Linked DNA regions of Homo sapiens: all the other regions are linked to region 1. Evidence: chromatin contacts called from ENCODE Hi-C or POLR2A ChIA-PET data. All regions are on one chromosome and are shown on one strand. The core of a region is the stretch at or near the end of the contact, and the rest is flanking DNA. Distances in the headings are between cores, read along the strand shown. Region 1 holds the start of LINC01117 (long intergenic non-protein coding RNA 1117). Region 2 has its middle 34 kb from the start of NRAL. Region 3 has its middle 16 kb from the start of NRAL.

Region 1 (2,793 bases), core at 161-2,660:
AAAAGTACACTTAGAAATGAGAAGAAAGTGGGGCCGGGCGCGGTGACTGACATGGATATGTACAGCCAACCCCACTGCCACTAGAACAGTCTTAAATGCCCACACAAGGAGTATAAAAAGAAAAGCACATTTTGCAATAGAATAAATTCTTTTTTTTTTTTTTTTTTTTTTTTTTTATTGAGACCGCGGAAAGTCACATGACCCTGCATGTAGCCTTTTAGGAAAGCAACCGAAATGGTAAAGCCAGGAGCCGGGGCTGCCTGCTTCCTCCTGCAGCCTTTCAGCCCGTCCTGTCGCGCGTCCACATTCTTCTGGGCGCATCTGTGGAGCTATTAAGTGGGATAATCCCTCTGGCCTTTGATACATTTCTGGACATGATTATTTCATTACTCGCAGTATATCAGTAGGATCATAATAAAAAGGACTTCTGACAACCTGCCAAGAGTTTTGTGGCCTTGTAAACACAAAAGTGCTCTAATAAAATTTTATTAAGTGTTAAAAAGTCATAAAAAGTGAAATAACATAAACTACAAAATTTACTGTCCTCAGCAAATCCTGAAAATATCTTCCACAGTAAAATTAAATTAGCATGTAATAGACAGAGAAGCAGTGTGGAGTGGATTTAAAAGAGGATCCAGGGAAAATGACACTGTAACCCAATCAGGGTCACGGGGATTTAATTCGGATTTTCCCCCTTAAATGTGGATAAATGTGCTGATTACAGACGAGAGCTCCGGGGTTACTGGAGTCTCACACATTGTCAATACTTCGGAAGAAATAATATATTGCAGATTGTAACGAGCACGGGGAGCCAGCGAAAGGCAGGGCGTCCACTAGGGCGCGCTGAGAGACCGGGAATCCCCGCAAGGGCGCCCGCGCCGCCCGCCACCCGCCGCCGCGCGCACGCCGCGCCCTCGCCCACCTCCAAATAATATTTACAGTTAGGGTTTTTTTTTTTTTTTTTTTTTTTTTTTTTGCTCTCGCCCGTGACATTTTCTCCAAATCGGAAGAAAATCAAGTGTATGTCGAGCTTTGCCGCAGGCAGCCCTTGGTCTCCGCTTTCAGATTCGGGGTCCGGGAGCGGAGCGCCCTGCCCGCGGCGGTGCTAAACTCTGGGGCCAGGGTGTGGCCCTCAGCGAGCGCCCTGGGACTGGCCGCCCCGCCGAAGGATGCCGAGGATCGGGCAAGGCCGGCGTCCGGTCTGCGCGGGGCGCGGGTGCTCTCCGAAGGCCGCGAGCCACGGGCCTCGCTGCGGGTTCAAGTGCGTCCGGGTTTGGACGTCGCGGCTCCAGGAGTGTGCTCTCTCTCCTGCCCATCCCCTCCCCGGAGTTCAGCGCATCCGGGGCCCCGGGGACCCCTCTTCCCGGCCCTCCTGGCCGCGCTGGCCCGCCCGCATGGGGCCGAGGTTCCTGGCCGACGCGCGAGGGCGCGGGCGGGTACCGGGTTCCCGTTTTTCCCAGGCCCCGATCCCCGCCCACGCACGAGGCCCCCGGCCCACGCACGAGGCGCCCACGCCCATCGTGGAGGCTCCGCCTGGAAAAGAAGTCCGACTTCCTCTCCAAGCTGCTCCGAGGGGAATGGGGAATCGGCAGGAAATGACCCGAACTGCCAGCCTGCGCCTTTGCAGCCGGCCCTCGCTTTGCTGAAGACGAGCAGCTCCCACCAAAGTCTTGCCTCCCCTTACCCCGAAAGCCCCGCTCAGGTTTGTAAAGAGGGGTGCGAGATCTGAAAAGTATTTGTCTTCTAGGGAGAGAGATGTTGGTAAGGGGCCCAGAGAAAGACGGGTCCTTTTTAGCTCATCAACGCGCCACGTCTTGCTTTGCAGCTCCAAAATGATGCCAGCGCTGCTGTCCGAAGGGTCAATATTAATGCGTTAAGTGAAATGGGAAATAAATGGACAGTGGCACATTTCGTGGCATCATTTTTACAAGGGGATGTCGAAAGTTTTAAGCTGCATTTAAGAATTAGCCACATCTTGCCTGAAAGTTAATATTTTTTGATAAACTCGTTAATAAAGCCTAGAAGAGGTAAGTTAAAGTTAGTTACCACGTAGATCCTCCAGTCTCTTGTAGAGACTTGCGCAGGTTACTAGGATGAGGACGAGTTGTATTTTTAATTTTCTAGACTAAGTGCAAAGGCATTGAGTTTTGAGGTGGCAGGGTTAATGTTCAAGGGCAAATGGAACCGCCAAGGATCTCTTGAAAAGAATTCACTTACTATTAATACTTAAGCCTGAAATAATTATAATTAATTTACAGTGGGAATTATATGCCCATGTTTTAGACTTTTTTGTTATATTAGCTATATGAAAAGGGATGTTCTTTAGTGATTAAAAGAAAAAACCACCTGTTTATTGTCATTTGCAATTTGAAATAGCCGACAGCAGTAAGGCTAGCTACAAAAGCTAACAAGTCAACTTCAGTGTGGTTTGACATTTACTGTCAAAGCTTTGAGCTCTAAGAAAAACAGAATTTAAAATAATGTATATAAATAATAAAATTTCATTGTGACTCAATGTCCCTGCCCCTGGAGAAGGGACAGATGACACTCAGTGACTGGCTTGGAACCATTCCCCCTGCAGATGCATTTGCGGATACAGTGGGCCAGGGCTGCCTCTGAGTATGTACAGCAAGTGCTTATGGACTTACAGAAACAAATGTTTTACTATTTAGGATTTTCTCAATAGTTTACACTAAAAGTTTTGCATGTAGAAATGTGGGATAAATATTTCTTTGAAAGGAAAAGTTTCGAAAGGAAACTTTATACTTGTATTTTTTTGTGTGTTCACATTTC
Region 2 (2,793 bases), core at 216-2,715, 160 kb after region 1:
CCTCTTGCCTGGATCATGGCAGTGGTCTCCTGATGTTCTCCCTGCTTCTACTCTTGCCCCTCTACAATCCCTTCCCAACACATTGCCAGGAATGATTTTGTTACCTACAACTCAGATCATATCACTACTCTGCTCAAAACCTCACAATGCTGCAACCCACTCAGAGTAAAAACCAAACCTCTCAATAGCAAGAGGCCTCCCATGACATACACCCAATGCCATGCTGTCAACCCATGCCCCTGAGCTCCCACCAAGGTACCAAGATTCCACCCTCCTTGCTGCACCTCCAGCATGGCAGTCATGCTCCTTCCTACGGTTTCCTCTCCTAGAATGTTCTTCCGCATGTCCCGATGGCTTGTCGCCCTTGCTTCATTCAAGTCTCTGCTCAGACAAATATCTGCTTTATCAGTGAAGCCTCCTCCAGCCAGTCTATACACAAAATAAGAAATTCCCTTCCCTTGCTGCTCGTTTGCTTTAGGTCCCCTACCCTGCTTCATTTTCCTGCCTAACATTTATCACTCTCTGACATGCACATTTTTGTCCAGATTTTAGAAATATCTATATTCTTAACTTATTAACATTGTTTATAGTGGGTCTCCCCATGCTAGAATGTGAGCTCCATGAAGGTAAGAACTTTGTCTTGTTCTCCACTGTGTCCCCATTGCCCACGTCAAATTAGCATCTCAGTAAGGATTTGTTAGATGATAAATGAATGACTTAAACGATTCTAAACAGAAGGGGAATAGAATCAGATGGCAGCATTGTTGAGAACAGATTAAAGAAGAGCTAAACCAAGGAGGCCAAGTAGCAGGTCACTTAGTTAAACCAATCCCAATCCGGGCCTGAGCTAATGATGGGGCAGAGGGGAGGGTCGGCGGGATGGAGGGAGGGCAAGAGGTATTGACGAGCTTAACTCTACAAATCTTGGAACTGACTGAATGCAGAGGTGAGTGAGTGAGTGAAGTGGGGAGGACTGCTGGTTTGCAGGAGCGAAACAGAGGGGCATCGTTCACTGAGTTCCACTAGGACAGGCTAGGAGGAGGATGGTTGGGGGCGGGGGTCAGAGGAAGAGGAGGGGTTGAGATTTCCACCTGGTGACCTCTGCTCACAGTGTGAAATAGATTTTTTAAAGTTTGCTGAAAATAAGGGAGGTGTAATGAAACAAGAAAAAAACTACTGTGAAGGCTAAATGAGAAAGCTCCTAAGTGCTACATTAAAGGACAGACATCAAGGGCAGCCTTGAAAAGAGAAAAGTCTCACTGCCAAGTCTTGGGCTTGGGTGTGAATCCAGCATGTGGTGAATACAGGCTGACCTGGGGAAGGATCCAGGCCTGCGCTTATATCTCACCTCGGGAAACTGACTCCACCTTGTTGAGCCTCACTTTTTGTACGAAAAGGGATGAGCAGGTTCTAGCATGCCCAGCCAAGGTGCAGCTGAAATAAGATTAACATGCCTGAAACTGGCACAGAGCCTGGGCCTGGTGGATCCAGACTGTGTGGGGCTCAGAGTGCTTACAATTTGGAGAGCACTGTCTAAAGACTAGAAGAGAAAGTGAAAGTGAATGCGTACTTAGAAAGAGAAAAGGAATCACCATAAATTACATATTTTTAAGCTGCCAAATGCCATATGCATCACAAAATACAGAAAAATAACCCAATATTTTTATTAATAGCCTGATGAACCTCCATAATATTTTTCCCATATTTGGCTGCACAGTCTTTATCACTTCTTTATATGACAATGATTTTGTAATATGATTTTTATAGAGAGAATAAAAAGATAATTTAGCCTTTGCTCTACTTCAATTGAACAAAACTTGTTTTATATTATTGATAGCTGGATGCATTAAGCATTAAACACAGCCATATTTCTGTTTATAATATGGCTACGGGTTTGTACCCTAAAAATACAAGAATTGTGATCCATTCTATTTCTCACATTTTTCTCACGTTTTTCTCACACCAAGAAAAATGTATGGTGGGTTTATACACGGCGATTTGTGTTTCATTATTAAGTATATTCCTGACAGAAAAGAGCTTCCGTTTTCACCAGTCATTGATGACACCAGATTCTGCCTCTGTACATTTCAAATCTTGTGTCTCCCTCATCGGTCACCTATTTCTGATGCTGATGCCAGGCCCTGTAGAGCGTGTTGCTGTTGTGATACAACGCCTGGGCTCTGAGTTTTGTCCCCCATGCTGGGTGTCAGCCGGTGGACAGTACATGTATTCTGGGAAGCTGTCTCTACACTGGGATGGTTAGCAAGAACATAACTGGGCATGAAGTGACTGCAGACCAGGAAACCAAAACCAAATGTTGTCCCAACCCAATTTCCCTTAACGAGGTCCCCAAAATACTAGTGGCCATCTTTAAACACACCCACTACTCAATACTAAAGGAAGTACCTATCAAAAGGGGAAGTAGGAGCAAACAAAAACAGTGATCATAACTAACTGCACTTAAATATCTTATTTTTCCAAACTTTACAAAACACGTGGCCATGTGAACATATTACTTAGGTGCTACAGGGTCTTGGAAAGGATCTGTGCAAATGTGGGCCCTAAAGCTCAAGGTTCATTAGCCTCATGGTAAACCTGCATCTAGTTGTAACCATAACAGGCATTCAACAAATCAGCGTCCCCTCTTCCTCTCCCATAAGCTGTTCTGTCACAGTGCCTTCCAGGACTCCTGTGCCCAGCACCCAGCACACAGCTGTGCCTGCAGGTGTGCTCAGCCAGTATTGATAGCCACTGGATTTTATTTACCATGCTCAACTGACTTAACTACACTTT
Region 3 (2,793 bases), core at 217-2,716, 150 kb after region 1:
CATGTTCCAATGGCCAAGTCACATGCCTTTGGCATGAAGTTGCTGTAATCAGGAAGTGGTGCTTTCTTCTTCATACGAATGTGTCCTCTGCTTGTGCACCCAGAGGACAGTGTCACCATAAAAGCTAGCAGTGTCCCCATCCTTGTTTTTATTTGCTTCTATGTCCTTCTGTTTCTTCCCTCTGAACTTTGAAGACTTCAACTGTTTCTATATATGATAAATATTTTAACAAAAAGGAAAAATCTCAATTATCTTCTGAAGCGTTTCATCTATATGACACCAAGAATCCACATATAAGTGAAATATCTTAATGCTTGGTATTGTGTAGACAAAACATTTGGTTGATCAATGTAGTTCATGTTTCTTTCAGATGCTTAAGTACCACAGAAACACTATCGTACCCACTCACAGGCTGGGTTCTAATATATATATACACATACACACACACACACACACACACACACACACATATATAGTGCAAACTCATTTTTCTAGGCTCAAAGGATCAAACTCAATATATTAAGCACTGAGAAATAATAGACAAGGGGTCTGTTTTTCTAACACTAAATAAGTAGCATTTAGCCTATCTGCTGAATATTATGGGGAAAGCACTTTTTATCTTTAGTCTAGTAATTTGATGTTTCATTTGATAACAAGATATTTTTGTTGTCTTTTGTCTGTGTTGTATTTAGAGTAGGAAAACTTTTAATATTTGCCTCAATATTCCAATTTCATAGTCTTTCAGACACACTGTTTTCTTTTAAAGCCTGCCCTTGAATCAACTTGAATGAGCTTCTTAAGGCTGTCAGGACAAACAATTTTCCCAAACTCAGTTATCTTTGTTTGAAACAATGATTGAAGTTATCTTTGTTTGAAGAAAATGATTATAACGCATCACAGATTTCATTCAGATCTACCTTCGTTGCCAAAGCACTCTATACATCACCATGTGGTAGATGGCAAATGCCATTCTCTCCATTTCCCAAACAGAGAAGCAGTGGCTGGCCAAGTTAAATGGCAGGCCCATGGTCAGACAGTGAGTCAACAGCACAGTAGAGAATTTTCCAGATCTTTCCAAAACGGGCCCCAGACAGCACACTTGGTGCACAAGGGGTGAAAACTAAAACTCCTTTTCCTTTCCCCAAGGCAGACCGTGAAACTGTAAAGATGAGCTGGCATTTTGTTTTATTTTTTGTAATAAACTGTTCTTTTCACAGCAGTTGGCCCTGGGGGAGTTGCAAATAGCACAGCTCGGCTGCAGCTGTGGGTGTGGCTCCACCCAATCCCAAGGCAACTTGAAGACCACAGCTGTGTCAGGCAGAGTAGATCTTAAAGTTGACATCTGGGCTGCACACTTTCAAGTTCACCCCCCAAACAAGTTGAGTCATTTTCACAAGCCAGAACTCATTTGAAGGCTCTGTTCCTCCTCTGCCTGTGGTTACTTGAGGCGCATCAAATATCACCAGAGACTGACACCCACATTTGGCTCAGGCCAATTTCTGAATCATCGTCCCTAAGCCCTCCCTTTGCTAGTCATGAGAAACACTCCGCATTGGAGATTATAAAAGTGGTCAGCAGTTTCGGGGATATTGGGCAGATTTTATTTGAGCGGTTGCTTTTGAGTTTTGGTTTTTTATTTATGATCTCTCGGGTTCTTTGTGTGTATGTGGCTATCACGTTTGCTTGGACAAATGGGATATGTTCCCAAATCCAATAGATTCATATACAGTTCTAGAAAAAAACTTTAAGAGGTGATTTTGTTTTTGTACCCCTGCTTCCAGCTGGAACAAATAACTGACAGTCATCCTCCCTTATTAGTGTCCAATCTCAGCGATAGAGGTGAGAACGCTGAACCCCTCCTGGCCCTCCGAGTGGAGGGAAGGCAAGCATCGCTTGTGTTTTTGTCTCGTTGAGGAAAGTATCTCGGCTTGTGAATGGCCTTTCTGACAATGACAAGCACATCAAAATGGGCGCCATCTGAGAGCTCAGGCCAGAGAGAACACCCGCCACCGGGCCTCCTGCCTCCGCCGCAGGCCACAGCGCTGCATTGTAGTGGGGGTTGCCGGGGAACCTTGGGGGAGCCTGCGCTGGGCGGCTGCTGTGGACAGAAGCGCCGCTGTGGGGAGGGGCAGGCCGTGTCCCGGCCATCGGCGGAAGCTGCTCCAGGCAGTCTGCAGCTCAGGCCGTGCAGGCCTGGGCCAATCCCCAGGAGGGGAGCAGCTGTGAGGCCGGGAGAGCCCGGGTCCTCGTTCCCTTTGCAGCAAGAGTAGCCGCCCCGTTGGCAATCTGAGTCTCCTTCAACCTTTCCAGCCGGTCCTCGCACTGTTGGGGCTGCCCGCCTCGCTCTCAGCCCGCAGCACCGGCCCCGCACAAGGCCCAGTCCCCAGGCAACGGCTGCGTTGGTATCCCCTGCGCACCGGCCACCGAGGGAATGGCGACAGAGACACGGGAAACAGCGACAGCTTACAGGGAGGAAAATCCAAAACAAAGGTTGCGGAGAGTGTCAGAGGGAGGGCCAAAGAGGACGGAGAAGGACTCCACCCCACAGGCTCCTGAGCGCCCGGTTGGCCACAGACGTGCCCTGGAGGAGGCACACACAGGTCGTCCTTCGGGAGAACTCTGCAGCTGGGTGCCTGTGGACTGCTGGAGAAGAGAGAGTAAACCACGAATTTCAATAGAAGACCGAATAGGTCCTATAGGTATAATTAACACGCAAAATACGTTCACAGTCTGCTCAGGGGGCTTCTTTCCAAGAGAAAGGAACCAAAACTTCCCTCAGAATCACCAGCTTGT

The links. Hi-C counts contacts between places; a loop is a spot of excess contacts on that map. ChIA-PET counts read pairs that join two places held with the same protein, here RNA polymerase II (POLR2A). Pooled maps may share reads with other maps.
Region 2: a loop to region 1 is called in a map of left ventricle myocardium superior, with 2.4 times the contacts of the local background. The contact joins the enhancer-like site here to the promoter of LINC01117 in region 1. A Hi-C loop is called at or near these places in 5 of 168 maps with a recorded cell type or tissue (dorsolateral prefrontal cortex, heart left ventricle, left colon and 2 more), 1 of 37 single-sample maps with no recorded cell type and 4 of 50 pooled maps. POLR2A ChIA-PET finds 5 or more read pairs at or near these places in 2 of 52 experiments (A549 and PC-3).
Region 3: a loop to region 1 is called in a pooled map, with 4 times the contacts of the local background. The contact joins the enhancer-like site here to the promoter of LINC01117 in region 1. A Hi-C loop is called at or near these places in 4 of 50 pooled maps. POLR2A ChIA-PET finds 5 or more read pairs at or near these places in 4 of 52 experiments (AG04449, AG04450, H1 and 1 more).

What each region holds. Positions count from the first base shown.
Region 1 is chr2:176,636,371-176,639,163 of GRCh38, reverse strand. LINC01117 (long intergenic non-protein coding RNA 1117) reads right to left here and starts at 1,410. Exons shown (of 4, transcript NR_110599.1): 1 at 1,156-1,410. It overlaps LINC01116 (long intergenic non-protein coding RNA 1116), which reads left to right and starts at 1,555. Exons shown (of 5, transcript NR_188023.1): 1 at 1,555-1,702. RefSeq lists an enhancer at 221-735 and a silencer at 896-945.
Region 2 is chr2:176,472,034-176,474,826 of GRCh38, reverse strand. No RefSeq gene overlaps it. Among named protein-coding and RNA genes, the nearest start is that of NRAL, 34 kb to the left of the region's middle. RefSeq lists enhancers at 1,280-1,349, 1,440-1,549. Within about 2 kb of position 1,465, at least 3 of the 41 ENCODE cell types and tissues checked have a DNase peak (open chromatin) inside an H3K27ac peak, as active enhancers do.
Region 3 is chr2:176,490,009-176,492,801 of GRCh38, reverse strand. No RefSeq gene overlaps it. Among named protein-coding and RNA genes, the nearest start is that of NRAL, 16 kb to the left of the region's middle. Within about 2 kb of position 1,466, at least 14 of the 41 ENCODE cell types and tissues checked have a DNase peak (open chromatin) inside an H3K27ac peak, as active enhancers do.